4 separate regions of the Mus musculus genome follow, and all the other regions are linked to region 4. A link is a loop called in an ENCODE intact Hi-C map of the cell type or tissue named here. Cell type or tissue: left cerebral cortex. All regions are shown on one strand.

Evidence for each region. A loop is a pair of places that touch in the nucleus more often than their neighbours do. Peaks named below come from ENCODE experiments on the same cell type or tissue, not always from the same donor. Only the 100,000 strongest peaks of a DNase experiment are listed, where the experiment ranks them.
Region 1: it touches region 4 in a loop (1.9-fold over the local background); 2 of 42 quality-filtered maps call a loop at or near these places.
Region 2: it touches region 4 in a loop (2.3-fold over the local background); 5 of 42 quality-filtered maps call a loop at or near these places.
Region 3: a loop joins it to region 4, with 3 times the contacts of the local background. A loop is called at or near these places in 4 of 42 quality-filtered maps.

What each region holds. Positions count from the first base shown.
Region 1 is chr15:8,777,649-8,785,648 of GRCm38, reverse strand. All of the region lies in intron 2 of Gm31340 (a long non-coding RNA gene), which reads right to left. Among named protein-coding and RNA genes, the nearest start is that of Gm31340, 71 kb to the right of the region's middle. In left cerebral cortex, no CTCF peak of the experiment used is centred here; a DNase peak (open chromatin) is centred at 4,247; H3K27ac peaks cover 319 bases.
Region 2 is chr15:8,870,554-8,878,553 of GRCm38, reverse strand. No RefSeq gene overlaps it. Among named protein-coding and RNA genes, the nearest start is that of Ranbp3l, 93 kb to the left of the region's middle. In left cerebral cortex, no CTCF peak of the experiment used is centred here; a DNase peak (open chromatin) is centred at 3,301; H3K4me3 peaks cover 232 bases; H3K27ac peaks cover 201 bases.
Region 3 is chr15:8,629,438-8,637,437 of GRCm38, reverse strand. Slc1a3 (solute carrier family 1 (glial high affinity glutamate transporter), member 3) reads left to right here. Exons shown (of 10, transcript NM_148938.3): 10 at 1,099-3,314. The coding sequence ends at 1,306. Among named protein-coding and RNA genes, the nearest start is that of Gm46508, 51 kb to the right of the region's middle. In left cerebral cortex, a CTCF peak has its summit at 3,859 (motif pointing right); DNase peaks (open chromatin) are centred at 3,860, 4,924, 7,618, 7,785 and 2 more places; H3K4me3 peaks cover 649 bases; H3K27ac peaks cover 303 bases.
Region 4 is chr15:8,704,944-8,712,943 of GRCm38, reverse strand. It overlaps Slc1a3 (solute carrier family 1 (glial high affinity glutamate transporter), member 3), which reads left to right and starts at 2,137. Exons shown (of 10, transcript NM_148938.3): 1 at 2,137-2,605; 2 at 4,105-4,382. The coding sequence starts at 4,202. It overlaps Gm31340 (a long non-coding RNA gene), which reads right to left and starts at 1,918. Exons shown (of 5, transcript XR_383822.2): 1 at 1,872-1,918. In left cerebral cortex, a CTCF peak has its summit at 7,157 (motif pointing left); DNase peaks (open chromatin) are centred at 2,476, 3,166, 5,874, 6,589 and 1 more place; H3K4me3 peaks cover 4,143 bases; H3K27ac peaks cover 3,560 bases.

The sequences.
Region 1 (8,000 bases), 73 kb before region 4:
CTTTGATGATCTCATACTCCTTTCCTTTGAGACATTTAGAAAACAGTCTCCTTGCCAGGAATCCCATTACAGTCCAGCCCCACAGCCTTGTTGAAGGAGCTTGCAGCTTTCTTTCTGATAGTCTTGTTTTAACAGGACATGTATTTCAGATGTGATTTCTTTTAAAAAATTATATATCTATCTTTTTTTCCTGTACCTGCCTAGTTTGGACTGACATATGGACTCAGGTACAAAGAGTTTCAAGGGCAAGATGATACTAAGAAACATTACAATAGGTGATTTCAATGAAAATGGTCCTCAGAGGCTCATAGGGAGTGGTGCTCTTAGGAGGTGTGGTCTTGTTGGAGGAAATATGTCACTGGGGGTAGGTTTTGAGGTTTCAGAAGCTCAAGCCAGGCCTGATGGCTCATTGTCTCTTCCTGCTACCTGCCAATCCAGATAAAGAACTCTTAACTCCTTCTCCAGCATCATGTCTGCCTGCACACTGCCATGCTTCCCTCTATGATGGCAATGGCCTAAACCTCTAAACTGTAAGCCAGCCCCTATTAAATGTTTCCCTTTATAAGAGCTGCCACGCTCATGTGTCTCCTCACAGCACTAGAAACCCTTACTAAGACAGCTGGTGAGAGGATAACGAAAAGGCAATGAATATTTGTCAAGCTAAATTTTCTGGGATCTTGGGATACAAGGAGCCAGTGGGAATAGCTGCCTCTAAGTTACCCAAAGGGCAAACTTTTCTAAATCCATAATTAATACTTAAATTTACAGATTTCAATATCTATCTCTCAAGGAAAAAAATGTGTTTTGTCTATGGCTCCTAGTATATAATTTCCTCCCCCAAGACAGGTCAGAGAAACTAAATTTTCTCTTCTCCAAGGCAAGTCATACAAACTCTAATACAAATATATACACACAGAGACAGACAGACAGACAGACAGACAGACAGACAGAAAGGCAGGCAAACATGCAGGAAGGTAAGAGACAGGCAGGCAGGCATGTGTATACACTTGCATGTACACACACACACACACACACACACACACACACACACACACACACACCTTTCTGTATTGGAGTTGGCCATAAAGGAAATCTCTGAGGGACTGAAGAGATGGCTTAAGTAGTTAAGAACACTGGCTGCTTTTCTAAAGAACCAGAATTCTCTACCCAGCACCCACATGGCATCTAACAGCCATCTATAACAACAGTTCAATTTCTGGAACTATATCTATAACATCCAGTGTCCACTTCTGGCTTCTGTATACTCCAGGCACACAAGTGGTACACAAAAATACATGTAGGCAAAACACAAATACACATGAGATAAAAAAAAAAAAAGATGGATACGTAATTTTTTTAAAATAATCTCTTTTTTAGCATTTATTAGATATTTTATTTATTTACATTTCAAATGCTATCCCGAAAGTTTCCTATACCCTCTCCCCGCCCTGCTCCCCTACCCACCCACTCCCACTTCTTGGCCCTGGCGTTCCCCTGTACTGGGGCATATAATCTTTGCAAGACCAAGGGGCCTCTCTTCCCAATGATGGCCGACTAGGCCATCTTCTGCTACATATGCAGCTAGAGATACGAGCTCTGGGGGTACTGGTTAGTTCATATTGTTCTTCCACCTATAGGGTTGCAGACCCCTTCAGCTCCTTGGGTATTTTCTCTAGCTCCTCCATTGGGGGCCCTGTGTTCCATCCTATAGATGACTGTGAGCATCCACTTCTGTATTTGCCAGGCACTGGCATAGCCTCACTCGAGACAGCTTGTCTATCCTTGCCTGAGAATAAGTCTTAGACCTTCCTCTACCCGCAGAGCCCTTGCTTATGTCCTGGATGGAGTTCAGTGGGACAGAGGCCAAGAAGCAGAAAGGCCTTTGCAGGCTTCCCTGTGCTCCCTAGAGCATCACACACACATTACATCACTCACATTCACAGTGAGTCTCACAGGGAACCTGAGAAGGATGCTACAGAGAGCTTCTGCATAATTGAAAATGGAGAGGCCCCTGGTGTGTAGGGTATGTGCAAAGGAGGCATCACCCTCCTTCTCCCTTCTCCTTCTCCTCCTCACTTCATCCTATGCACCTCTTCCTCGTCATTCTTTGTAACACTCTATTTTAAACTAGCAAATGTACTTCCTTGAGCTGTGTGGTCCAGTCATGCAAGTTAATCTAGTTCAAGAATGGGGTCAGGGAATCCTAATTTGTAGCTGATGGATTAGAAACTCGGGCTTGAAACTGGCATCTGGAGTGGGGCCAGTCCTGGGACTGAGCCCTTAGCTGGTGGGATCTGACATCATCACTAGGTAGAAAGGATCCAGACTGGATTGGTTCAGAGCACACACAGCCTGTCTCCTCCAGCATCAGTTGCTTACTCACAGATGGAAACAAACACCCACACCTTTAGGGTCTCAGAGGGGGAAGTGAGCCATTTTTCTTCTGACATGCATCAGTAGCTACTTCTGTCAGAAAGTGGAAAGTTCTCAAGTCAGTGACTTCAACTCCCATCTTAAGAAACTGGAGAAAGAAAGAAAGAAAGAAAGAAAGAAAGAAAGAAAGAAAGAAAGAAAGAAAGAAAGAGAGGAAGAGAGGAAGAGAGGAAGAGAGGAAGAGAGGAAGAGAGGAAGAGAGGAAGAGAGGAAGAGAGGGAGGGAGGGAGGGAGGGAGGGAGGGAGGGAGGGAGGGAAGGAGGAAGGGAGGGAGGGAAGGAGGAGGGAGGGAGGGAGGGAAGGAGGAGGGAGGGAGGGAGGGAGGGAGGGAGGGAGGGAGGGAGGGAGGGAGGGAGGGAGGGAGGGAGGGAGGGAGGGAGAGAAACCAAAGAAAATAGTAAATATCCACACAAAGGTCAATTAACAGAAAAACAGAAGGGAAAAATGTGTGAAGGCAAGAGCTTTTGGGCTTGAAAAAGTCAGTAATACTGACGGCCCTCTTTATTCAGGAAAACTGGAGATGTAATGGAGAAGACTGAGATCACTATTATAGGAACATAAAGACATCTGCATCTCCAGATCTCCAGATAGTAAAACAATAGTAAGGGTGTGCTATGTGCAACGCTACAGCAATGATTTCAGCGGCTTCAACTAAGCGGGCCACTTTTTTGAAAGCAAGAAACCCATAAAGCTCATTGGAAGAGACCAGAGCAGAGAAAGAGTATGTACTATAAGAGTCTACTTAGATAAGCCTCTAGAAAATGAAGACTAACATGAAGAGAAGCTGATATACATTGCCTGGAGATTTTGGGGGCGCATAGGCTGGGTCAGGAAAGGGGGACAGGGTTGACTGCAAAGGAGCCCGAGAGAAATTCGTGGAGGAAGTGATGAATGCGTTCATTAGGCCGTGATGATGTCACCACAATCAAGTAGTGAATACAGACGTCAAAGCACATTAAACCGCAGGCTTTCAAAACGTGCAGTTTATTTTGAATGTCAATTAGGCCTCAACCAGAACGTGAGGTTTCCTTTCTAATTCGGAGGGTTTTTCTGTAAACTGTGACTCTGTGTTTAAAGTTTGAAGCTGAAGAACGATCCAGCTTGGTTAGAAAAAAAAAAAAAAAAAAAGCCCTCACCCCAAACAATGCGTACCCTGTCATATGCATCTAGGAGGCCTTTCTTTTCCAAGAGAAAATGTGGGGTTTGGACAAAGACGGAGCACTGAGTTAGGGAGCAAAGCATGGCTGGAACTTAGCCGGAGCCACCAAAAGTGCCAACCTCACGGAGCAACAGCTCCTTTGCCCACTGTCTCCCCGAGCAATACACAGGCCAAAGAGCTGGGAGTCCATTTTCTTTGCTTCTGGTCTGAGGCATGAGGACTGACTCCGTCCAACTTGCCAGCTACCCTGCCTTCAGGCCACACGCTCAGCAAGTTGTAGTCCAAGTTACTGTATGCTGAGCCTTTAAGAGCATTGTTCGGGCCCTTACTACGGGCAAGTCAAAGACCTGGGTTTCTCGGCCGTGGACTCAATGACGAATCCATTTGGGTGTCTGAAGCTGGCAGTGTTTGGTCCGTGAAGGCAATTGAGATGTTCTAACTCTCTTGCGACCCAGCGATTTTTACTCCCCACGAATTTCCCTCCAACCGAAACTTGGCTCCAGTGTCCTGCAAACCAGACCCCGGGGTGGTTACAAAACAAGAACCAAAGGTCTGGTAGTGTAAGAGCGTTATAGTTCCTCTGGGAGTCCTGCCTCCTGCCTCCACCACCCTCCATCCGCCAGTGAACAGTCGGCCTTTCCTCTCACTGTGGGGAATGCCACCGCTCTCTCAGAAATGCCACCACGGTTGCCCTTGGCAATCCTTTCTTGTGCAATGTCCTTTCTCAGGAAGATGAATACAAGCTGTGCAGAACTGAATGTCGATCCCACCCTCGGCAACCAGCAGTCTCATTAAGCAAAGACTAAAGGACCCCGGGGAGAAATACATTTGACTGACTCTGGAGTTCAGGGAAGAACCATGAAAGGGGGAGAGATTTCTTCACAAGTGGGGGCGACTTTCAGGCAATCCTCCTTACCCCAAAGCCCAATGTGCTCACTTCCTGGTAGGAAGGCCATTTTAAATTCTGTCTCTGTGTTGATTTCATCAACGGGACCCAGGAGTAGAAAGAAAAAGGTAGAGGTCTTTGTGTCTCTCTTTAAACATGAGTCTGCCAAGGGCGTCCTGGGTTTTTCTTGACCAGGGCTTTTGCTTGCCTTGACCTTGCCTCTGATTCATAGTGGACCCTCACGTAAGTCGGTGTCTCCCACAGACTCATTTTCTCCATGTGCTGAGGGAATCTAGACTCTGGGTTTTAATCCTGCAGTTTCTATACTGACAGGTTTAGTTAAGGCTATCTTCTGAAGGATGCCTGGAATTCTGGGCTCTCAATAAATCAGTCAGAATCCGGCAGAAATAATGGTTGTCCACAAAGGACAGCCACCCCATTTCAATTTATGTTTACGTGACCTCCTGTAGCACGCTTTGGACAGTCTGGTCAAAGAAGCACTTCGTGCTACAGGGAGGCCCAAGTGCAAAGGCATCAGAGATGATTAAGTAAGGTTAATTCAGAAACAATTGAATAAGGCAAAGTCTTGTTGGCCACGCTCCAAGAAAACTCTTTTCCCTGTACAATGATCAGGCTGCCTTTGAAGTTTCAGAGTCTTAGCAGAAAAAAAAAATGCAATTTTTAATGTTTCACACAGCATTCAGTATTTTGCCCTGAATAGATTATTGTAGCATTTATCATGGCCCAAATTTATCTGGTATTAATTATTTGTAATAACAGAAGCCAAATAGCATAAAGCAAGACATCACTTATCCAGTGTCAAGGAGAGGAAGTCGATCAGTCAGCATTCCTAGCTGCACTGGTAGGACCAACTCTAGCTTGATTGGAATTGAGAGAGAATGACTTTCTTCCGTGTGCATTAGGTGTGGCTGTGCTCACCCAGGCATGCATGTGTGGAGGTCAGAGGTCAACGTCAGATGTCTTCTTCACTACCCTCCATCTTGGTTTGTTTGTTTGTTTGTTTGTTTGTTTGTTTTTTGACATAGAGTACCCATTGAACCTAGAGCTGTCTGTTGAGACTAAACTGGCTGGCCAGTGAACCCGCAGAATCCTATTCTGCCAGAATTGGGGTTGCAGATATAGCTACAGCCGGCTTTCGAGTTGTGGAAGTCAGAATGCAGCTTGCCTTAATTGCAAAACAAAACCTTTTATCCACAGAGTCACCCTCCAGACCCATGTAGTGCCCTTCATTAAGGATACCACTCTGGACCAGGGAATTTTGTTCCCCTTTAACCTCATGACCTCAGACATCATCCAAGGTATACCACCAGATATGTCTCCTGTTAACTAAGTCCTATCTCCTTGGACACTATTTAGTGAGATGAAGGATGGAGAAAGACTACAACTTGGAATCTGCAGGGGAGACAGGAAGCTTCTGTAGGAGATGAATGATTGCATCTTGCCCTGGTAGCCCACCTCGATCTCACCTTCTGTTTGCCCATGGCTTTCTCCAAGTTCATGTCTCAAAGGGCATCATTCCACCTTTTTGGAAGTCTTCTTGGCACTGTTTTTCTTCTCTATAGCTAATCTCCCACACAGACAATTCATCTTAAATAATCACATACTTAAAATTCTTCAGAATATTCCAAGCATGTTTAAAATAAGACCCAAGTTCATTATCATAGACAACAAGACTTTATGTCATAGGACAGTGATTCTCAACCTCCCTAAGGCCCTGATCCTTTAATTCAGTTCCTCATGCTGTGGTGACCCTAACTATAAAATTATTTTGTTGCTACTTCGTAACTATAATTTTGCTACTGTTGTTAATTGTAGCATAAATATCTGATATCAAATGAAGGGTCATTTGATACCCAAAGGGGTCATGACCCACAGGTTGAGAACTGCTGTCATAGACCTTTGCTTACTCTCCAGATTCAGTCTGTATCACTCCCTCTCCTTCCTCCCTTCCTTCCTTCCTTCCTCCCTCCCTCCCTCCCTCCCTCCCTCCCTCCCTTCCTCCCTCCCTCCCTCCCTCCCTCCCTCCCTCCCTCCCTCCCTCCCTTCCTTCCTCCCTTCCTTCCTTCCTTCCTTTTCTTTTTTCTTTTCTTTTTTTTTTTCTTTTTTTTGGTCTTTTTTGTTGTTGTTGTTGTTCCATCTGTCTGGAATGCTCTGACTCATGATTGGACTGAGTCTTTCTTGTCACTCACATGACGAATCCAATTCCTCCTGTATTCTTTTTCTCTTGCTGTTATAAAAAAAAATCACCACAAATTTAATGGCTTGAATAATATTAATGTATTATAAATGTAATACAAATGTAGTACAAATATACTACAAATGTATTAGTATACTACAGTTTTAGAGTTCACAAGTCCAAAATAATTCTCACAGGGCTTAAGTCAAAAGGTTGGCAGAGCTGTAATCCTTCTGAAGACTCTAAGGGTCTTCAGAATATATTTCCTGGACTTTTCAAGATACTGAAAACCTCCCTTATTCTTTGACTCCTTCTTCTCCCTAAAGGTAGCAATGATGAACCAAGTCCTATGATCATCCTGACTTTTTCTGCTTCCCTTTTGGGAATCTTTGTAAATAGCTTGGCCCCAGACAGTCTATTGTCTTCTTGTATTAATGCCATCTATCATCTCAAAATTTCTCTTAAATTCTCCAGGTTCTGCACATCAGGATAGGGACATCTTTAGAGGCTCCTACACTTCATATCAAACACCTTCAAGTTCCCAAACACCTAACCTAATGCGCTCAGTAGTCCTCACAACCATGCTAATCACCCTCAGTTCCATCACCCCCCCCCGTTTTCTGAAACAATCCAACCATGTTTAATCTTACAACAAGCATCCTAAGGGCAAGGAGCTTACCTCACCCATCAGAGCTAGGGCTGTGCTAGAGTGCTGAGCTCAGCATATAACAAAGACTCCGCGAGCAAGCGAATAACAGAGAGAGTGTGAAATAAAAGGATTGTATTTGCTACTCTACATGTTGACATCAAAAAACACCTGGGAAAGCAACTTAAGGAAGGATTTATTTTGATTCACAGTGTGAGAGTCCCTTCGTTGTGACAGAGAGGTTATGGCAACAGGAACTTGAGACACCTGGACACATTGATATGCAGTCAGGAAGCAAAAAAAAACAAAAAAACAAAACAAACAAACAAACAAACAAACAAAAAAAACCAATGAATTCTACTGTTTAGCTCTTTCCCCTTTTTTCATTCAGCTAAGGACCCCAGTCCGTGGAATTATGCCACCCACATCTAGTGTGGGTCTTCACATCTCAATTAATCTAATCTAAAAAATTCCTCACAAACATGCCCAGAGGTGTGTTTGCATGGTAATACTAAGTCCCATAAAGTTGGCAATTAAGATTAACTGTCACAAGAACCATCTGTTAAGAAAATAAAATAGGATGATGGTGGTGCACACCTTTAATCTCAGCAGATGAAAGGTAGAGGCTGACAGATCTGAGTTCAAAGCCAGCCTGGTCTACAGATCAAGTGTCAGGATG
Region 2 (8,000 bases), 170 kb before region 4:
GTTTGCACTCAGATCCTCATACATGCAATTAATGACTGTGCTAACTCCCATCCTCCCATTACTTTTCCTATCCACTCTCCCCTGCTTTTTTCTCAGACTTCTGTCTTTTTTTATATCAGTCTGACACCTGAGGGTGCTGCCCACTCTAGAGGAGAATCGTTCCCTCTCTGTTCATTCTTCTAAAAAATGTCTTTACAGACACACCCAGAGGCATGTCTCTGAGCTGATTCCAGTTCCAGTCAAGTTGACAACCAAGATTGACCATGACAACCCAGGATTGGTATAGCTGGCTCATGTGGTTGGTCAAATTTTAATATTTTTTTGAGGAAACACCATAGTGTAAGTTACCATAGCAATCAGGAGTTCCACAGCGCAGCCACCATAATGGCAGCATTGATTTAATTGGCATCAACAGTGTACACATAAAGGGGTTTTCTTTTCTTCTCAGAAAGTTTGCCTACATTTGTTGTTTGTTATCTCAAGTACAACCATTACAACTGGGTTAAGATGAAATCCAAGACCTGGTTTAGTCTACATTTCCCAAAGGGGCTGAGAATGCTAAACATTTTATGTATTTATAGACCATACCTATTTTGAGGGTTGTCTATTCTATTACTTTGCCCATTTATTGATTAGTTTGAGAGAGAGAGAGAGAGAGAGAGAGAGAGAGAGAGAGAGAGAGAGTGTGTATGTGTATGTGTGTGTGTGTGTGTGTGTGTGTGTGTGTGTGTGTGTGTGTGTGTGTGTGTTTAAACTTTGGAGTTCTTTTTATACTCTCCATATGAACCCTCTGTCAGATGAATTACCTGAAAAAGATATTTCTTTTCTTTTGAAGGTTGTCTTCACACTGGGAATTATGAAACTGCACTACTTAATATAATTGTGAAATTAGATTTTCATTTTGCACTTTAGGAGATTTGCAAAGTGATAGCATGGTGGTATTAAGTAATGAGAAACCTCTTGGGCTATTCCATGATTGCTCCATCCATTTCCTTTAAATGATGTGTTTACTTAAGGGGCATTTGGTAGCCAGAACTGATAGATGGTGGAGCAAGCTCAGCAAGAAAGAGCTAAATGTTGCTCTGACGTACAATTGTACTGACAATTTTGGATTTGGATTTCTTTAAAAAACACAGAAATATTATAGGGAAAAGCTTTCTTAAGGTGCGGGACATGGAGCTGCTTCAGATTGTCCACAGCAGCTGACTATGATTTGCCCCGTGCTCTAGCACAAATGTGATTTTGCCAGTGACAGATCACTTCTGTGATTGTGTAACATTTGGAATTCTGGGGACTTTTCAAAGGGTATACAAATGCTAGAGCCCTGAGAGGCAAATCGGGTTGTTGGTTGGATGTTGGTTGCTGTTGGTAACAGTTTGTTATATAGTCATATGTAAAGAAGAAAGAAGAAGAAATTAAATATCCTGATGGTGAACATCAAACTTGCCCCAAGGAACTTGACACCCCTAATCATGACTAAATAGTCTAACGATAATGTCACCTCCTTTCCTTTCTATCCTTTTCCCTCTCCTATCTAGTGTTAGGGGATGAAAAGGGGTGAGAAGGGTATTAGAAGGAAGAGCCCTTGAAGTTGTAAAAGACAGCTATATACAGTGTAATAAGTGTGTATGGGAATATCACAGAAGCCTAGCATGGTGGTACACACCTTTAATCACAACACTTGGGAGGCAGAGGCAGTTGAGTTCAAGACCAGCCTTGTCTTTAGAGGGAGTTCCATAATAGTTACGGCTATAGAGAGAAATGCTGTCTCAAACAACAACAATATCACAAGGAGAAAACAAAGTCAGTTCTGGGTTCTCAGAGACAAAGGTCTATCAGTTAGGTTGAGCTATGTTCAATAGACCAGGATATGAACAGGATGTATTTGAGTGTGAGGCTTCCAAGGAAATAAATAGTAGAAAAATAATTTTATCTTTGTAAATGTGAATAAACTATTGCAACAACCATGTAAACTCAGTGCTCCTTATTCCAGTGTAACAGAAGAATCTCTGTCTTGACTGTAGCAACTCTAAACACAGTCAGACTTAGCTACTGTCCCCTCCATGACGTATTAGAACCATTCTTATAGTTTATACCCAAGGAGGGGAAAATGTGAGAACTCACAATGGAACAGGTAAGCCATCCACAAGTCTCTACCCATGTAAACCAAACCCTTCCCACTAAGCTGCACCTCCCCATCGAGAAATTGTGGTTCTAGTACATGGTAAGTGCTATGTTTGAACTATAGAAACTTTTAAAAGTTTTTTGCTTTGTGTATCATTGCCCTGCACACAAGGTTAGAACTTGGGTGGAAAATGGCTGTTGGCTCAAGTCTGGTGGGTATAGGATAGACTTAGTGGGGCTTCTGATGACATAAGATCTCATGTGACAATGGGAACCCTGAAGGCTGAGGGGCTAAGGAAGACTGTGTGCAGAAGTGGCACTTGAAGATCTAGGGGATGAACTGAAGGAGCTGAAGGGGATTGCAACCAGACCATCCAGAGCTCCGATAAACTAAACCACGAACCAAAGAGTATACATGGAGGGCCTCATGGCTCCAGATACATATGTAGCAGAGTATGGCCTTATCTGACATCAGTGGGAGGGGAGGACTTTGGTCCTGTGAAAGTCTGATGCCCCAGTGAAGGAGAGCACTAGAGTTACCACTCTAGTGTAGGAGTGGGTGAGTGGGTGAAGGAGCACCTTCATAAAGGTGGGGGGAAGAAGAGGAGGGATTGGATGGCAGATTTGTGGAGGGGTAACTGGGAAGGGGAATATCATTTGATAAATAATTTATAATTAAAAAAAGAGGGGCTGGTGAGATGGCTCAGTGGGTAAGAGCACCCAACTGCTCTTCTGAAGGTCAGGAGTTCAAATCCCAGCAACCACATGGTGGCTCACAACCATCCATAACGAGATCTGACTCCCTCTTCTGGAGTGTCTGAGGGCAGCTACAGTGTACTTACATATAAATACATCTTACAAATAAATAAATCTTAAAAAAAAAAAAAAGAGGCAGAAGTGGCACGTCATCCACCACGTTGCTCGGTCACTAGGGCCATCTAAACTAGGGCGTGTCACTAGGGCCATCTAAACTAGGGCACAACATTTGCAGAACAAGACGCGATGTTTGTAGCCCTGTTTGTGAATACAAACATCAAAGGCTATTCCTAGCATACCAAGGAGAGCACGCCTCCAGCTTCAGTCTTCATCTGCTGTATTTCCCATGCAAAATCTTGTTTCAGTTTTTACGGAGCTCCTCTACTTTACTGTGGAAAAACAAACACCCACAGAGAAATAAGAGAATCCTTGTGAAAAAACCTGAAGCAAAAAAAGAGTTCCTGCTGCGGAGGGAGTTTAAAGAAAACACCAGTGTTATGGAAGTTCATTTTAACATCGGTGTTTGGAAGGGAAAGCACATCTTTTTCACAGCCAGCCTAGTTATGAATGGTGATTGGGTTCCCAGATGAGCCCACAAAGGACCGCTTAGCTCACACTCTTCCTGTAAAATGCATCACATTGCCTGAGTCTTGTGTAATGTCCTCATACCATCGGCTGTTTTTCCACTATGCTCACTCTCTACCACACAAGCTCAGGAGAGAAAACTTTTAAAAATGAAGAAAAGTGTGAAGAAAAGAAAAGAAAAGAAAACTACCAAAATGTCCAATTAGAGTTTCAACTTGAATACAATTTATCCTAGTTATCTAAAAATTTTATATAGACTTATTGTGGTATGAATAGCATTATATTTTAAGTATATTTTAAATGTAATGTGGTACATTTGACATATGTACAAAACTGTCAAACTGTCATATCAGCACAATCAAGACTTTCAAAACATCTACACGCATGCAAAATCATGGCCTCATTTCTCTTTGCCTGGGGTGCTAGAGGCAAGGATTACAAATACTCTGCCTTTTGCCACTATAGAGTAAATTGAATTTTTAGAATTTAATTTAACTGGGTTTGTGGAGAATGAGAATCTTTTATTCTCACTTCTTTTATGCAGTATACTTATTTTGCTAGCCATCCACGTGTATCTTATATCAATAGACTATTTTAATTGCTAAATAGTATTTTGTCAGCTTTATATAAAATAGAGTTCTTATCTATTCACATACATGTAGATAGTAGGTATAAGATTCATAAAATGATCATCAAAAATGGAGAGCTTGAGAAAAGCCTTAGGAAAGAAGTTTTCCTGACCCTCTCCCACCCTCCTGGCTCTCATCCTTCATTGCCCCCCTAGGCAAGCTATGGAGAAGGAATTTCTCTCCCCTACAGCAGATTATAAAAACCAGGATCACTTTTTCCCAAAGGCAGCTGTAAAACTTTAAAAATATTATTTTAGCTTCATTCCATCTTTCTGTGTAAGAACTGTTCCTAAAGAAATGAAGACCAGAGGGTTCCTTTCCCATTCTCCAGAGGAAGAAATTCTACAGTTGGGGAGTCAAGGAGAAGCGAAGCTCTCTGGCTTTGAGGGTTTCCTCTTTGGTTTATTACTTTTGGGTCACACCTTTTTGTCCAATCGTATTTCTACATGGCTGTCCATGCATCATTAAGCACAGACATAAAAATGAATAGTCCAGAGAGTAATGTTCTCACCTTAGGCATGTGATAAATTTCATGTTTTATTTATACTGTAAAAGATGTGAAGAGTCTGTCTTGGGTCTGTGTGTCTTCTTTCTCAAGGCTTCCGTATCATCTAAAACTATGATCAATGAATTTGCTATGCTTTTGTCTTCTTAATCTGTCTTTGGTCACATGAGTATGAGAAACCATCCTTTATCATGGCTATGAAGGGGGGGATCACCTTTTCCTTTAGCCATATATTGGTTCTACAGACAATTCTCCAGGTTTCTCACACTAATTGTGTCCAATAGTCCAGTTGTAATGCTAACTATCTAGAGCTGGCACAGGCCTCAAAGGTCAAAGATCCAGCCTTATAAGGCATCCTTAATTTCTGGCATGATTTACAAATGATCTCCTCAGGTAACTCCCACTTCCCTGGGGACACCTAAAATTTTAGGGCTTTCCACAATTCCCTTTTCTGATCCCGCAAGGTATTCAAAACCTCACACATCTCTGGGAAACATTTTATTAATCTTTGCTATTTTATTATAAAGATACATCTGAGGAACTACTAAGTAGAAAAACATATACATAGGAAAGCAAGGGTGGGACAAGTCACTCTTCCCAGAACTCAATGTAGCCACTAACTTAGAAGCTCTCAGATCCATGGTTTTACTCATTAGCTCTACGTTGCTGTAATAAAATACCTGAGGCAATTAATTTAGAGAGAAAAATATTACTTTGGATCACAGTTTGAGGGAATTATAGCTCAAGATCAAATGAACCACTGCTTTGGTCCTTTGGTCATCTTGCCAGATGGCCATGGAATAGAGAGTATGATAGACCAAACTGCCCACCTCATGGCCAGGCAACAAAGGAGCAAGAAACAATCCCTTTCATGGGCACACTCCCAATGGCTTAGAGAAATCCCACTAAGCACTGTCTCTTAAAGGTTTCCTCACCTCTCAATAGCAATACCCTAGAGAACAAGTCTTTAGTATATAGGTCTTTGAAGAATGGTCAACATTCAAGCTATATCCTTGCTAGGTAGGAATGCTTATGCACATGTAGTGTACAGGCATGACTGTGAAACCATTGACTTTTGACAGCTGAATGACAAGATCTAGTCTCTCATTTTCTCCAGAGGTACTGGTGGTAGGCTATAATTTCTATTTATTTATTTATTTATTTATTTATTTATTTATTTATTTATTTATTTTGGTTTTTCGAGACAGGGTTTCTCTGTGTAGCCCTGGCTGTCCTGGAACTCACTCTGTAGACCAGGCTGGCCTCGAACTCAGAAATCCGCCTGCCTCTGCCCCCCGCATGCTGGGATTAAAGGCGTGCGCCACCACGCCAGGCAATTTCTAATTTTTTAATCATGTGTTTACTTTCTGGTGACTAGTCCCATCCTGAAGATATTAGAGGCAACACCCAGGATCCCTTCACTAGCATGAACTCAGGTAAATTCTAGAAAAACCAATTGCAATTAACAAAAGACAATGCCATCATCAGAATCCCCAGGATTTAGAGACTGTGCTACATACCAAGGACAAAGATTAAATATGTCCATATTTATTATACTACTGGGTTATTTCTTTTTTGAGGCTATTATAAATAAAAGTTCTGTAAATGTTCATGCTCAAGTCCATGCATAGACGTATGCTTTTATTTCCCTTCGGTGAATACCTCGGAATGGAATGACTGGACCATATGACAGATACATGTTTAATTTCTTAAGAAATTACCAAGTTCATTTTTCAAAGTAGTTGCACTGTTTTCCACTGCCACCACTGTGTATGGGAGTTCCAGTTGCTCTAATCTTCACCGAATCTTTTGGATAGTGTTTTAAACTCTAGTTAGTCTAATAGCACCACAGTGTTATGTTTATGGGATTTTTGACTTGCATTCCTCTAATGATGAGGCACATGTTTTCATGTGCTTATGCTAAAAAATACACACATACATCCCTAGAGTCAGCATTTCACACTATGCTAACTACTGTCACTGTATAAGTTCCTTAAAAAAAAAAACTATTTAGATAAGAATAAAATAATGTGCAAGTCACTATAACCTTGGATGGTGATAGTTCTAATGATTTTTCTTTTTCTTGGTGTTGCTTTAAGTATTGCAAGTCTTTTGCATTTTTCTATGAATGAACTTAAGGATCTACTTGCCAAATTCTATCCCTCTGGAATTTTGATAGACATTGTATTGGATTTGCAACACAAAACATAAAAATGTTGAAGTATAATAATTTTAACAATGTTAAATTTTCTCACATGTGAAAATGTGATATGTTTTTATACTTTATAGTTTTTATAGTATAAACTTCCAATTTGATTGTTAACTTTATTCCTAGTTATTTTAGATTTTTTTATTCAACTGTACCAAAAAAGTGAATTAAACTATAGTTAGCTTTGTGATTTATCTTGTATCCTATAGACTGGCTGAACTTCTTCATTAATTTATAGTTTTATGTATATGAGATCATAGTAGCTGCAATTTCAGATACTTTGCCTCTTCCTTACCCATCTGGATGTCATTTATTTTATTTTCTCTCTGCTGGGTCAGTGTCTGATACAATGCAGAAATCGTGAGAGCAGATATATTTGCTCTGCTTCTGATCATAGAGGAACGCATCCAGCCTTTCAGTTAACTACTAATACTAGTTTTGAGCTTGAAGTCATCCTAGTCAAGTGAGGATTTAAAACCAACAGGTACAGAAAGGTTAAGTGGTTTTTGAAGATCAAGCCTGCGGGATTTTGTCAACATAGACAACCTAATTATGAAATATATAGAGAAGAGCAAAGGAACTGGAAGTCATCAAACTGCTTGGTGTTGGCCATACCACTGTCTCTCCTCACCCAGATTATGCCCAGCCTTCTCTTCATGGTTCTATTATGATCTGCTCCCAGCAGACTATAACAGCCCAGGCGACTCACACTGTGCTTAGGTTAGACTGTGTTCCTTCCTTCAGCAAGTTCCCTCCTCATTCAGAGAATATCTAACATTCTAAGGTCACCTCTTGGCTACCTCTGTAGTCATCATCCTTGATTATTATTCATGCTTACTATTTACTAAACACATATTCAGAAGACATTCCAGATTCAAAGACATTATGATTACTGTTCTGTCTAAAAAATTTTTTTCTGAAGATATCCATATCCTCACTCCACCAAGACTCTGCTCAAGTGTGACTTTACTAGACAGGACTTCCATGATCACTCTGTCACAGAGCAGGCACCTGCTTCAGACTTTGCCATCTGCTGCCTGACTTTTATCCTGATAGAGTTTCCTCAATGGCTTTTACCCCTGATGGAGCTCAGAAAAACGATACACTGAAGAAGGAAGGATTTAAGGTATTGGAGTCTACTCAGAGTCTCGGTCCCTCTGACAGGCGTGGGGAGGCTCTACTGCCAAATCCT
Region 3 (8,000 bases), 76 kb after region 4:
AGAGGGGCTGGAGAGATGGCTCAGCAGTTAAGAGCACTTCCAGAGGTCCTGAGTTCAATTCTCAGCAACCACGTGGTGGCTCACAACCATCTGTAATTGGATCTGAAGCCCTCTTCTGGTGTGTCAGAAATAGCATGCTCATATACATACATAAATAAATCCTTTTTTTAAAAAGAGTAAAAGGAACAAATGAGCCCATAGTATTAGTATAAAAATAGTTTTTATCCCAGCACGCTTCTCCAAGGAGACTCTGTCCCATGCTTTGAGAACTGTTAGTACAATGGAAGGTGAATGAAAGAAAGAGAAAATGTTAAATAAACTCAGGAAAGAGGACTGGGGAAATGACTCATTTGGTATGGTTGCATGATGTGTGCATGAGGGCTTGAGTTCCAGCCTCGGAACAGTGCCCATGTAAAAAGAGCAGAGCACAATGTCACACACCTATAAATCTCCAACATTGGCACTGGAAAGGCAGAGGGAAGCAAGAGGACCCTTTGGAACGGCTAGCAAGCCAATCTAGCTAAATCTCCAGTGAGACACCTTATTTCAAAACAAAGTGGAGAATAATTAAAGACCACACTTCTGGCTTCCACACATATGTACATGCACACATAGAGCGTGTGCGGGTGCTCGAGCACACACACACACATGGGGGGGGGGGGGGAGGTCCTCACTGTTCACCTTCTGTTTATAGTCACACTAAATAGCTGGAAACTAATCACTTACTTGTGATTAGTTGTAGGTGTTGTGGGTCCAAGTATGAAATCATTCCACTATTACATTACCCAGAACTTAAAAGATACTTCTTTTTTTTTTAAGATTTATTTATTTATTATATGTAAGTACACTGTAGCTGTCTTCAGACACTCCAGAAGAGGGCGTCAGATCTCATTACAGATGGTTATGAGGCACCATGTGGTTGCTGGGAATTGAACTCAGGACCTCTAGAAGAGCAGTCAGTGCTCTTAACCACTGAGCCATCTCTCCAGCCCCTAAAAGATCCTTCTAAAGCCTTCTCCAGCCAACTCACGATAGGTGCTGGGATCTAGTGGTTTTCATGGGACCCTCTCTTTTCCTTCCTGCCTGCCTCACCTGCAGGGACCGCCTCCGAACCACCACCAACGTACTGGGTGACTCCCTCGGAGCAGGGATTGTCGAGCACTTGTCCCGACATGAACTGAAGAACCGAGATGTTGAAATGGGGAACTCGGTGATTGAGGAGAACGAAATGAAGAAGCCGTATCAGCTGATTGCCCAGGACAATGAACCGGAGAAACCCGTGGCAGACAGCGAAACCAAGATGTAGACGGACAGAGAAGTGCTTTCTTAAGCACCAAGTGTTGGAAACTGTTCTACAATGTATCCATCTCCCTGGGCTCACTTTCCCAGTGAGCTCCTCTTTCCTCCCTACTCTGATAGGATTGGAAAACGGCCAAACACAAAGGAGGGCTCTGCAGCAGCCCAAACCTATCGGTTTTAGCCTACATTTGAAAATTTTAAGTCATTTCATATTATTCTTACCAAGTAAGCTACTACAATCAAACACAGTTTCGATATTACCAATTTAGGTGGCAAACGATCCTGTGCCATTGCTCTGTAAGTAAAAGAATTAAGCAAATGATAGGCTACCGAAAAAAAAAGTTTTAAAATCAACTTTCAAGATGTAAAAATCCTTCAGAATGCAACTGAGTTTTAATCTTAAAACATTACAACTTGATGAGCAATTATCAGTTACCCATTGAGTAGCTGAGAGGTTCCCATTTCTTCTGACTCCTGCCCTGACTTTGTCAGCATCAGGGCAATCCCCACATGCACACAGCACAGCTGTGAGGAGGAGCGGAGAGTGAGGCTCCCAAATGGTCTAGAGTGAGCCTTGTCTCATCCATTGGCCTCAGTGTTCTCATCCGGAAAATGAGTGACTCCTAGACAGGCCTCTCTAGCCCAAACTTCTGGAACATCAGGAAGGACCCTGCCCCTGTACACCATGAGGATCTCAGACAGGACACTTATTGGGAATGGACATTTCTCTCTAGGGGCAGGCTGTGTGTGGCTCACTAGATCCTGGGTTCAAAATGTTCGTTCTATCAGTAGACAGGTGGAAGGCCATCCTAGAAGGCCTATTGTCCTGTTTTGTTTTCCAATACTAGAGGCCCTCCCTTCTGGGGTACACTTCCCAAATCCAAGGGAAGACAGTCTCTTCAATTAGATGTCTAGGAAATAAAGAGAAGACTAGCAAGTGTGCTCAAGTCTTAGTGTGGAACACTAAAGAGTGGAGAAAGAATAGAGTATGGCCAACATTACAAAAGGGAGGATTCTTTGAAAGATCAGGAAAAGTTGGTTTTCTTTAAAGACTAAAATGGAGAGCTATATCTCAACCCTTTTTCTGTTAGCCTAAACACTTCCTCTTCAGTCCCTAATCAGCCCCCAAAGAAACGACGTCATAACACCACTTCCTCCTCATCTCCCAGTCCAACCAACCACATCTCTGGGACAGATCCATACGCTGGGTGGATGGTCTCATTTCTGAAAAAGATTTTTTTTTTTTGGTTTTTTTATTTGTTTTGTTTTTACTATTTTAACCAGGCGTTCTTAGGATGACAAAAACAACATACTCTTTTTTGTATAGAGATGTCTCTTGACAAATCATTCAAAAGTCTCATCTAGAGTGGAGTGTGCTTGTTTATGTCCCTACCAAAAAAAAAAAAAAAAAAAGACAGATGAATCAGCATGAGGATAACATCACTGAGGATGGAAGAAAACACAGCAGGAGAATTCTTTTCAGGCGAGGCAGCTCCCAGGTTTAAAAGAGATTATATTCACTCCCTTAGGAATATCCAATCAAAGATACTCAGTGAGAGCCATCTGACAGTACCAGCTGCTTCAGACTTTCTGAGCGAAAATGATGAATGGACATAATTATGCTAACAGACTGAGCATCTAGAATGGCATCTCCCAGTCTACAGTTAGAGATAATTTCTAGAGATCCTGAGCATCCCATGTATAGAAAGGTTAACACTAGGCTGCGGGGGAGTAATCATTTAATGGCAAGCTCTATTTGGGAAATACACTACAGAGGTTAATCTATGTGGCAGTCATTTTTCGACACTAGTTGAACAGACCTTAATCGCATCAAATTAATGCTGTTTACCCGGTGTGATATTTTTTATACTAACCATTTCTTACAGAAACAGATTCACAAGGGTGATCCTTTTGCTGGTCCATCCCGGGCTCTGCCTATGTGTGTACCCACTGTGGACTGGGAAACTTCACTTTGTAGATGTATTTTCAATAAAGAAAAAATAGTTTTACATTAATACATTTGTATGTTATTTATTCTTTTCCCCGTTGATGGACATATGGTAGTGAGCTCAAGAAGTGTTAGAGAAAGATGCCTCTCTGGGCAGTAAAATCTTGGCAGAATCAGCTGGGGATGTCAGCCATGAGGCAATATGTAATGACATGCTCAATCTCTTAAAACAGGAGTCAAAAGGAGGAGGAGATGAGGGAGTCATGGTGCTCCGACACTTGCACTTGGTTGCCCAGGTCAGATTCTGATTTCACATATAAAAGGGATCATTTCTGTGTTGGGCTTAGAAAAGCAGAACTCTACCATGGGGCTCTTTCAAACAGTGATTGTCCTGTCTGACCTTCAAATTAAATAGCTTTATCTCTGTTATTACCGCTGCCATTTAGAGAAAGGACGGGATTGGATCCCAAAAGGCATTTCAAAGCAGCCCCGGTTACTAATAACCACTTATGGGAGACTATTCTCCTTCAAGCTTCGTAATAAAAGAACTGGTGAGCAATATCACAAAACCTCCAGCTTGAAGTTCTAGCTGTATAGCCTTTAATCTCGCTGGCTACCAGCAGGGGGCAGTCACCTACAGACAAGTTTCCTAAATAGAGCTTGCAGAGGGTAGGCCATCCTTAGGAAGACTTCAGTAGAATGACTCATGTTTGATAATATAAAATTTAGCACGTTTGCATTTTTCTTAATTTTTATCAGTTTTCCTATAGGAGGTTTCTTTTAAAAATCAATGTATTTGAATCTTTTTCTAAGGCATAGACGATACTCACGTAGCCAGTCTGGGAATAGGATGGAGATGGCTCAAAACAGAGAGAACAAAACTCAGTTATCAACAAGAGATCAATATCCGCAAGCCTGTGGAATATTCTAGATGTTGGAAAGTGATCTGGGAAGCACAGAGGAAGTCAACCCACTACTAGAATGTATTTGTTTCTTAGCCAATTTCTCTGCACTCTACACCTAAGGTGGAGTTAGTTTGTGAAGGCCACGGAGCCATCTTAAGAAGCTGGACTGTGTGAGACTGGCCGGGGCCATTGTGTCTGTGGAGCAGGGAATCTCAGTCCCAGTCTGACCAGAATGAGAAGGAAAGAGGTCAATATCCCCACATGGGTGCTCATAAGTCTGTTCATAAACAGAACTATGAAAAAAACAGTAGGCTAACATTTTCTACTGTTACTAAGTAAATATATTTAGTTTTTTTTGTTTGTTTTGGTTGTTGTTTGTTGTTTCTGTTTTGTTGGTTGTTCTCTCTCTCTCCCTCTCTCTCTCTCTCACACACACACACACACACACACACACCACATTTTCTTTAAGTTTCTAGGCCCTCAGAAGTTAAGGTCCTTGTTTTCCTTTTCCTGTATTCAAGGGAGGTGGACGGGATTCTAGCACAGGGATTCTAGCATAGAGTCTGAAGGGAGCTTGGAGGGAGGGTTTGTTTCCCTCTGGATGGGGCTTTGTGGAGGAGACCCCGATGGGGCCCCCGGAATGCAGGGCCTCTTTCCGGGCAGCCTGCAGGGCACTTGACCCGAAGCTGCTGTCAGTCATGAGGCCTCTGTGTTACTAGGTTGTGTTTCCACTGCTCCCACCCGGGTGGTCCCAGATCTGGATCAACAATGCCTAGCTCTGTGTGGCCTTCTCTCGGGGCCAGGGCAGCTGAGTGCTACGACTGGGGCACACTCTGAATGAATAAGCCCACAAAAAGGGAACGGGGAGGGAAGGGAACGGGTGAGTTGTGTCCTAAGAAGTGATGAGAACATCCACTGTGCCTAAAGGTGGGGGGTATTGGGGGGGAGGAGCCCAGCCAGGACCACCACAGAGAATGCTCTGGTTTGCCACCTGAGAAGTCACCTGAGCTACACCTAATTCTAAAGTGCAATAACAGGAGGGCTTAATGGGCTCAATCTGTATAAACCATCTAGTGGCTTAAAATCCCCAAAGGCTCTCCTTTCTTGGTTCCCTCGGTCACCTTATCTATGCAAGGTCTCTCAGAAAGGCTTCATTTTCCTAGGGACCCTTCAGCTTTTCTCTCCCATCACCTCTCGGAGATCCTTGACAACCTGTGGGTCATGACCCCTTGTGAGGGTCAAACGACCTTTTCATAAGAGCTGCCTAGGGCCAGCAGAAAACACATAGATTATGATTCTAACAGTAGCAACATCACAGTTATAAAGTAGCAACCAACTTTATGATTGGGGGTCACCACAACACAGGGGTTACAGGACTAGGAATTAGAATTAGGTTGAGAATCACGGCTCTAGACTGTAGATTATAGACTACAGAGGACTCTCATTCTCCCATACTTTCTCAGACACACACTTGCACTCTGAAGACAACATGGCAACCCCTTCCAACCTAGGACAGAGCTGTCCAGCCCACACAACTGCTACTCCAGCCTTGGGTTTCAGGACATTCTTCTTTCACTAAGTTCTAACTCTGAAGGAAGGGTTATCACATAAAATATGGCAGCCCATTAAACTTTAACTTCAGGTAAGGAACAAATATTGTCTTAGTGTAAGAATTAAATAAATAATACAGTGATTATGAAATGGAAGACACTGGAAGTTCTATTATTTGATAATATGGGAAGCCCACATACAAGTGAAGTGAAAAATAGAAAATAATTCCTATTTGCCTTAGTACAGTGGACATAATATGGGAAAAATATGTGTTGGGGGAGGGGAGTTTTTGTTATAACCACTTCAATTTTTAATTGCTAAGTGAAAGCAAAAACATTCTTTAAAACTCCCACATCTAGAATTTCCTACAGTTTCTTTGTCCTGGTAATATTATCACTGATTATGTCCTTGTAAATCTTGTGGCCACCATTTAAAAGCCTGATGAATCACTTTTGAGGCTCCACGCAACTGTCTTAAATAAATTAAATGGTGTTTAGCTTATCTGTACTTGAAGTACTTTAAAGCTGGCATCTGCTTCTCTCTCTCACTCTCCTCTTCTCTTCCCCCATCCCCTCTCCATCCCTACTCCACATAGAACATTCTCTGTAACCCATTAAAATACAGACATGTCTCTGGCATTGCTTTTAAGAGATAGCACATTTTCCCCTTTACTTGAGGGTGTCTTTTAGAAAAGTACCTATGTGTCTGCCCTATTGTCCTGTTCAAACGTGACCAATTTTCCAGGAGCTGTAAAGAGGGAAATGGGGAATTTTTTTTTTTCAAAATCTTTTCCAGATTCCAAATGGCAGTCATTCCACAAAAGCCCCTACATTAAGCCAGGTATGATGGCGTGGGAAGCAGGGTCCAACTGGGACAGCAGAAGGAACAAGTAGAGACACTGTCTCCCACCTAGGAGATGGTGGGTCCATAGCCGATTTCAAGACCGCCATCAATCTAATGGGAAATGGCATCAGGTGGCAACTTAGGAGCGCTTTCTCTAACTGTGTAAGTTTGGGGAAATTTATTGAGTCCTGAAAATGCCCAGACAGGAGCTTGGAGACATAGCCATTGCAAGAGAAAATAAAAACCATTTAGAATCAGCTCAGCTGGGAGCACTGAGCTGATCAAAACGGTCTCGGCCAGGAACACCTATCTGAAGACTACCACCCAGAGCCACTGCATTCAAACAACAGGATCCCAAAGCCGGCTTGCTTTTAAACCTAGGAGAACTATGCCAAACAAACAGAAAGCACAGCTGTCCTAAGGAAAATGTCACGCCAGGCATAGTAAACTTATGCCTGTCCTTATACTTCAGCAGGTTGAGGCCAAAGTACCACAAGATTGAAACCAGTTAGGACTACCTAATGAGATCATGTCTCAACCTGAGAGAGAGAAAGGGGTGGGGAGAAAAAAGAGAGAGAGAGAAATGTTTCCTGAAACTTAAAGACCTTCAGATGTTGTTTAATCCCAAATCTGGACCCAATTGGTTAATCTATGTCATAATATACCTGACTTCTCAATCGGCTTGCAAAAGTCGCTGGACCTCGGTGATCCCTTCTGTACCTGTGGAGGTCAGATAAAGTCGCCATCCCCAAACCAGCTTTCTCATTGAGTTACCATGTTAAAAGGAATGCTCATGAAGTGAGCGCTAGTTAAATGGCACATAAAGAAGTTCAACTTCTTTATCTCGGATGTATGTAATTATTCACTTTGCAGAAGTGGTAAATGAATAAACGGGACACATATACATCATTTATATACATGTGTGTTCATCAAATTCTCAGCTCAGTTCTTGGCACTCTGGACGGCTCTTGAAATGTTTATAACGAAACGGGCCAGTGAAGACAGAGAGGCTTCGCGGTCCGCAGATGTGATGGATGGATGGAAGCAAGCCCGCGAGAAGCTGCAAGAACTGCTGTCTTCTGGGAGGGAGGCTGGAAACCAGACTCTCCGAAATCTGACAGAGCTCTTCTGGAGGGGCTCCGGGCGCTGCACCGGGGCAGAGCAGATTCCCCTGCCAGTGTCTGCGATGCTTTTGTCAGTGCTGGCTCTCTCTCAGCAGCCCTGCGCTGCATGGTGGTTTTGTGAAGCGCATAATTCGACACTCCGGGGAGACCACCCAGCTTCCTCTCCCAGAGTCTCCCAGGGAACAAAACTGTCCCTCTGTGTGCCAGTGACCTCCCCCTCTGCCGGCCCCCTTCCCACTGCTGTCCCCCACCCCCACCTCCCAGCCAAGGGGAAATGGAAAAGCCAGTCAAACCTTCCCTGGTGGGAACCAGGAGATTTGCTACTAAAGC
Region 4 (8,000 bases):
AGTACCCAGAACAAATCAGGTTGCCCCCCAGGGCATTACTGCTATAGTTTTGTTTTGTTTTCTTAAGTACATGCAGAAGAAGTAATTCCCAATACTGGGCCCAGACTCAAACCTTGCACTTCGTATGAGCTCTGAACTGAGACTCTTTGCATCTCAGTCCCCCCATTAGGTTTTATTGCAACCAACACAATTTCCAAGGGAGAATTACTTCCTTTCTCTATGAACACCAGACTCCTATGTTTTTTGCACAAATTGAAATAGTAAAATGGTAATAGCCAGAGTGTAGGGATTTCCAAAGGGGAAGGGGTGGAGGAAGGGAGAAAACCCAGACAGGCTCTCCTCTGTGCTAACCAGAATGGTTTGTCGGCCCCCCTTCCCCTCCTTCTTTTTTGCTGGGTTTGGAAAGTGAGCAAGGTAAAGCAGAAATGTTATTGATTTGAGTGTCACTGAGACTCCACTTAAAAGTGTCCTGTTTCTCTTTCCAGTACCCTTAAAGTGCAAATCATATACAGGGGGAAAAAAAAACCAAATCATAGTCGTGACAAAGGCATGGCTCAGGTTGAGATGAGGGTCTATGCACATCTGAGGTAGCAACAGGGAACAAGGAGCTTCGGTTTATCACAGGAAGTGGTAAACAAGGGATCTGATCTGATCTCTTAGATTATATCTGCCGGTCTTCAGAGTTGCTTAATGCTCGCTGTTTATCAGGCCCAAGACAGACTCTTGCCCTCAAAGAACTTATCATTGAGTTGAGAAGCCCCGACTTGACCTGATCTGGGAATCAAGGGCACAGGGCCAAGGCAGCACATAATTAAGTGTTAAGCAATCGAATGCAGATGCTAAGGGATCTGAGGGACAAGAGGAAAGAAAAGATCACGGAGGGCTGAGGCTGACAAGAGACCGAAGATTCTCATTAAATTGTTAAAGTAGTGTTATGGTAGGAAGTTGTTACAATTGCTGCTAATTTGACAGGTCAGGCACTCTTACAACCAACCATTACTTTCCAACTAGCAGCTGTTCCAAAGCACATACATGAACAATTAAGTCTGGCAGGGAACTTTTTTTTTTTTTTTTAAAACATAGCTCCCTGGATTTGCTAATGAGGAACAAAATGACATATTTTGGTGTTTGGATGACAGACACGAAAACTGAGCAGACTTTGCGTGGGGATCTTAGGGAACCAGCAAATAGAATGTGGGCTGTGATCTTGGGTGTGTTTTCATGTTTCTAGTGAGCCGTTTTCCTTCACCTCAACAAGTTCTTAAAACTGAGGAGAGAGGGGTAAGTCACTCTCAACAACTCCTTTTTTAACTTGCAGGTTGTATATTTGTGCAGTCCGTTTTCCTTTTAAGAAAAATGGCAAAAAGCTAGGTATGGTGGCACACACCTTTAGTCCTAGCACTTGCAAGGCAGGGACAGGCAGGTGGATCTTTGAGTTCAAGGCCAATTCGGTCTGCAGAGTTGGTTCCAGGACAGCCAGAGCTACACAGAGAAATCCTGTCTTGAAAACCCAAAACCCAACTAACCAGCCAACTATACACCACACACACACACACACACACACACACACACACACAGGAAGGAAGAGAGAGAAAGAGAGAGAGAGAGAGAGAGAGAGAGAGAGAGAGAGAGAGAGAGAGAGAGAGATGGAGGAAGAGAACAGAAAAGGAGAGAGAGAAAGAACAAGAAAACAAAAACCAAGAGAACTTTCTAACTCCTGAAAACGGGGATGGGGGCACTCAGCATTCTTTAAACGGAAGCAATTGAATAGCTTACCTTTGGAAGTCATGAGTGTGCATCTGCACTCTTGGTCTTAAAACAGAGTTTACTTTCTAGTTTGGCAGCGATCCTGATTTTTTTGTGTTTCTTACCTTTTTCTGTCCGCAGAGCAGGCAGCCAGAGCCCAATCAGATTCCTTATATTGGAGTTTTAAACTGTAAAACAGGGGCATGTCTCACCTTGTGTTTTGAGTAACTTTATACAAGTTGAGAGGGCGGCAGTAAGCATTCTCCTCTCTATACTTAATTGTATTCAGGATCCTTCCAAGAAATTTCAGTTATGTCCCCAATGCTAAAGGGGTGGGGTGCTACAACAGTTGTGTGAGCAGGCAAAAGAACACCCTCTGACGTCCCCTGAAGGGGAGGCAACCTGAAATGAGGTAATTAAACGTGGCCTTGGAGAAGTCTCCCAGACGTTCTAATCCGGACTTCCAGCGTCCATGTGTGTGAGCGCTTTAGTTTTCGATTCTCTCAGGTCCTGATTTTGCGTTTCTAATATAAGTGAACTAACAAGGCGTGAACGTGGTCTACGGAGCAAAACAAAGCCATAAAGCGTGCTTCTGTGGTGCCAAGATTAATCAATATTCCGGGGAGCTCGGGCTCCCCCCTCCTCCTGCTGTTTTCATTTTCCCACTCCCCCTTTCCCCAGTACAGGCTCCTCCTCTTTTCTTAAGTTGCCTGATAGTAAGTGGCGGTTTCAGAGCACATGCATGTTGTCAGGGCCAGCCTGCTCCGCCGCTCGCTAAGCTGTTACTCCGAGCTACCTGCTGGGGAATTCACCTCCACGTAGCCCGGGGTGTCTTCCTCCCATCCCAGAGTCAGAAAAGGTAAGCGCAGCCTTCTGTAGCCCGCGGGGCTCAGTTTTGCGTCCCACTTTTCTGTTTGCTGAGCGCCGGAGTAAAGCTAGCCATATTGGTAGGTAAGGTCCTGTTCGGACCGAGAGCAGCCGGCGTGTGCTAACTATGCAAGCCCAGTCCTCTCTGGGTTTGAAATTCAGTCGATCGAGGTTGGGGGTGGGGGAGTAGACGGACGTTCGAGATCTAGAATAAAAATCAAGATTGAACGGGTGTACTTTAAGGGGAACTGGCGGGTTAAGGACATCAGAATTATTAGTTTAAAAAAAATCTGGACTCTCCTCTCTTTATCCCCCCTCTTTAAACTTTTAATCTAGTGTAAAGTATTAAATACACTGCAGGTCTTACTATCAATGATCTCAACCTACAATTTTATTTAAAAGTCAAAACTCTTAAGTCTTTTTTTTTCCAACCTTGGATTTACCGAAAGCCTGCGAGTTGCAGCTACCTCCCCCACAGATGCACACGCTGGCTCCGACTCTGCCAGATACACACGTCCACAGGCGCTGCTGATCATCGCCAAAGTCTAGGGCTTAGGATTCATGTACAGCGGCAGGAGGAAGCCCTTGATTGCCAGCAAGGAAAATGGTTAGGCGTTTGTATTTAAATAACCTAAGAGCACTTTAAAGAAACCAGAAACCACACGCTGTAATGTTTGGAATGAAAGCTGGCTTCTCTCCTCCTCTATCCCCAAAATCCTAAATTTCAAAATACGGAGACAGCAGTGAAGGTCTCCTCCTCGCATGGCTTGCGGGTTTGCCCTGAACACAGATGGTGCTTCATGCTCCTACCTTCTAATGATATGAAAATGGATTGTGATTTTAGATCATTTATAGATGTGCCCAGGGCAATATGCTAACTTCACAGGAAAGGTTTCCCTGTAAAAGCCTCAATTGCATTTCTACTGTCACCTGGGCACTTGTGTTCTTTTTATGGCCGTATTTACAAGTTAATTGGCTCATGTTTCTTTCTTTGTGAAGTCAATAAATGAAACCAAAGACTCACACTACATATGCCAATGGCTACATGTCAGTATCTCAGTTAGCTCTTTTTTTTTTGACATAGTTATATATCTTTAACCGCATACAAGACATGAGTTCTCAAGTGGAATTTTTCTGTTTAGTTCAACCAGGCACTTAATGAGTGTGTGGGTTGTGCGAGGCACTTGGCTAGGCTCTGAGGACAGAGTGGAAATGTGGGTGCTTGGTCTCATCCAACCCTGAAGAACCCCTTACTCATTGAGGGGATAGAGCAAACTGGAAAAGGAACACAACTTTTTGCTCATCTATTCTAACTTTACGTTAATTTTGTACACATAGTCCAGTAAAATGCATACAATCTGGCCTGCTACCAAAGCTCTTCCGTCTTTTAATTCTCGTGCAATTAACTCACCGTCTGCCATCCTGTGAGCAGGTCCCGATTGCTCAGCCCAGGAGGCTATAACTTTTTTTTTCCTTTCTATTCCGCTCTAGTTGTCCTCTCTAACACCAAAGAGGAGAATTCACTTTCTGGGAACAAGTGCAAGACACTGACACGCAAGGACGTGATAAATTCCTAGAAAGATAAAATATGACCAAAAGCAACGGAGAAGAGCCTAGGATGGGGGGCAGGATGGAGAGATTGCAGCAAGGGGTCCGCAAGCGGACACTTCTGGCCAAGAAGAAAGTTCAGAGCCTCACCAAGGAAGATGTTAAGAGTTACCTGTTTCGGAATGCCTTCGTTCTGCTCACGGTCACTGCTGTCATTGTGGGTGAGTCGTTTGTCCTCAACCAACATTACAAAAGCTTGTATCCTGTTTCTTTGGGATGCATGAATGCCTGGGGGGTGTTATCAGATAGACTGACTGTAGGTATTCCAACTGATCGGTCAGGATCTCCTCTGCATTTGAAGAAGTTGGCTTTTCTTTCTGTTTTGTTTGTTTTGTTTTGTTTTTCCCCTCTCCAGAAACAAACAAACAAACAAAACCATTTGTTGGAAGCTGAACACATGGCAACCAAAAAGAATTGTTGGTAAGCCTCTTGCGCATCCATTGATTGTGTGCAGAAATGAGATAAACGCTCTCCGGTGCCTTTGGGGGATAAGAGAGTGATAATTGAATCACTAGGTAGGCTAGACTTGACCAAATGTTATCGTTATACAGTGTGCCACTGTGCAGGTTGGTGGTGGCGCACACCTTTAACCCCAGCACTTGGGAGGCAGAGGCAGGTGGATTTCTGAGTTTGAGGTCAGTCTGGTTTACGAAGTGAGTTCCAGGACAGCCAGGGCTACACAGAGAAACCCTGTATCAAAAAATAAAAACAAAAACAAAAAACAGTGTACCACTGCTACCTAAAACTGATTTATACAAGAGGCCCAAGATGAATCATGGGCCGTTGATAATAATTATATCCTTAGTACGATTTGAAACTGAGTATCGGTGCTTAAAAATGGAAGTCAAATCTGTCCTATGTTTGAATGCTCTCATGCAGTGACTTGGGAAGGTAAACTGGGAGATGGCAAACACAGGTCTCTTTCATTCATTGCCTCATGGAGCCTGCCATAGCTAGCTACATCATTTCTAAAATATTTCAGTCCCTTACTAATTTAGCATGTTTGATGGCAATCTATATTAATCAAACTTTTGTTTGCTTGGTTTACGGCTATTTGAAGTTTTAGTTTATTACTTAACAGGCAACACAGATCTTGCCTTAAAAATACAGATGAAAAAAAAAAAAACCTAAGTATTTGAAATTTTTGATCCAACCAGTGTAGACATCCTTAGGCTAGAAATATAGAAACTAATAATAAGTTCTAAAATAAAATTTCTACCAGCTTGCCTCCAAAAGACATTCATGTAAAAATTTAATCACTCTAAGATATCCATAAATTTTAAAGAATTAATGACTTCATAAAAAAATTAAGAAACTTGTATAACATATGATATAACTTTGTCAGAAACTTGACTTTATGGGTGACAAACAGAAACACATCAGGAGAGGAAAATGTGCCACACACTTTAGATTTATTCCATTTTAACAGCTCTGGCCCTTCTTAGTCATTGTTGATTAATGAGTTTCTGATTCATTGTAGAAAAAATGCAAAGGTGACATGTCCTGATTAAGCCAGAGAAAATAATCGCTTTCTTCAGTAGGTTCCCAGCTTTGAATGCATTCTAGGAAAAGGAGTTTTAACACTGTCTCTTTCTGAGTCACAGCTGTTGTCAAGCTTAGAGATAGTATAGTCATCACAGGGTTTACATAGACTACCTCTCCAAGGGTTTCATGTGCTCACACTTGTGATGGTGGATATGACAGTACAGACACCCTCATTTTATGGATGGAGCTGCTCACAAAGGGATTGAGTCTCTGTGCAGAAGAGAAACGACGTTAGTCTGATGCCAAACACTGGTCTCCTAACAGAAGAGCCATCTTACTCTTGCCCTGCTGATTACTGACTTGGATGAGAAATGCTAAGAAGGGAAATGTCCTGTGGTGTGGAGGCCAGCCAGCAAGGCATCACTACTGATGCAGCTCTTCAGCATCAGCACGCTACCATTGATTGACAGTGAAACTCAAGGGAAAGAGTGAGCTCGTTCTTCTACAATTAGGTCTCACCTCACACCCGTGTAATACATACTCACTTGTTTTGCATTAGTACCACTTGCATGGAGCTCAGTATGTTTGCAAAAGGCAGAATCAGCTATTCAAAATGGTGCTCTAAACACCAAAAGAGCTCATTCTGTAAGACAGGAATATTTCCATGAAAGAATAGAGGAATGGAAAAATACAGTATGGGGAGGGAAGTAGGATTAATTGAGAAGGAAGTTGCTAAATACAGAGACACAGCAGTGCTCCTCATGGAAGAAAACGCCAGGAATTGAGGATCTGTTTTCTCTAGTGCTCTCACTTCCTAGCCCAGTGTGGGGGTGGGGGACTTTCCTCAGATTTGTGAGAACTGCACTCAAAGTTGGCAGAGCTGGAGCCGATAAGTTGGCTGGACGCCCTCATGGTTGGCTTTACTAATGGAAACTGAGGAGTTAGAAGCAGTAAGAAGAAGAACACAGACACAAAGAAGAGCTCATTGATAGTCAGAGAGACCACCGAATTTACACCAAAGGGCCTGAATAGCAAACAGACAACTTATAAGCAAACAGATTTAGAGAAAAGGAAGATGCCTTTTGTTATCTATTGGTGTGCCTTCCACTGAGGGCCCAGCCGAAACAAAGGCTCCACTTGTGACTGGAGTCCATGTCTACATTAGCCCTTAACTAAACAATGGGGGAGGAATATGTCTGGATGTCAATTCTTTATTTGAACTTAAATGGGTGAAGGAGTCAAGACAGATGCTACCAAGAGAAGAAGAAGAAGAAGAAGAAGAAGAAGAAGAAGAAGAAGAAGAAGAAGAAGAAGAAGAAGAAGAAGAAGAAGAAGAAGAAGGTGGCTAGAGAGATGGCTCATCGGTTAAGAGCACTGACTCCTCTTCCAAAGGTCCTGAGTTCAAATCCCAGCAACCACATGGTGGCTCACAACAATCTGTAACAAGATCTGATGCCCTCTTCTGGAGCTACAGTGTACTTACAATAAATAAATCTAAAAAAAAAAAAAAACAAAGAAGAAGGAGAAGGAGAAGGAGGAGGAGAAATTATTTCCCCCAAATGTGATTGTGAATCATAGATAATAGTTTCCAAAATTCTTAGGTATGGTCAGCTCTCAGGGAAAGGTGCTTAAAAGTTTATCCAATTCATTTTGTGTTGTGGTTTTTTTTTTTTTTCCAGATAAGATGAATATGTATTTAGTGTGGCAATGGAAACTAGACAAGAATACTGTAGTCTAGAGGTAGAGATGCATGACTCCATGAATCTAGAACAAAGCAGAGAGTTGGACTGATTTCAGCATCATGTCCTCTCCAAGTACAGATGGGCAGTCAGGTACCATTTCTAAGCAGTGGCAAGGTGTGAACGTGTTGTGCTGTGACAAAACCTCATATAACTAGGGAAAGTTGGCAGCAAGTTAGAAGATGGCAGCAAATTCCAAGTCCATTTGGAAGAGTTTATGAGGAAAGCCTCAGACAGCATGTGTCTTCCTGGTTACTGCAAACATTTGATAAAAAAGGACTAAGCACTAAGAAGAGGGCTTGCTGTCTCCCTTCCGCTAGAAAACACTCTCATTCCCAACTCTGGTCGATTATGTTAGAGTGACCTCACATCTTGCTGAAAAGAAAGGGGAAGTTCTCTGTCTTGTTGAAGACACAGGATGTGTCCCTGTCAAGAGAATGTGTTTTCCCCGCAAAATAACCAGGAATAGGGTGTCATGAGATCAACAGCAAGGGATGGGAATCTGAGCACAGGAAGATCTACACAGCACCTGATGTTTTATCTTGTGGGGCTCCC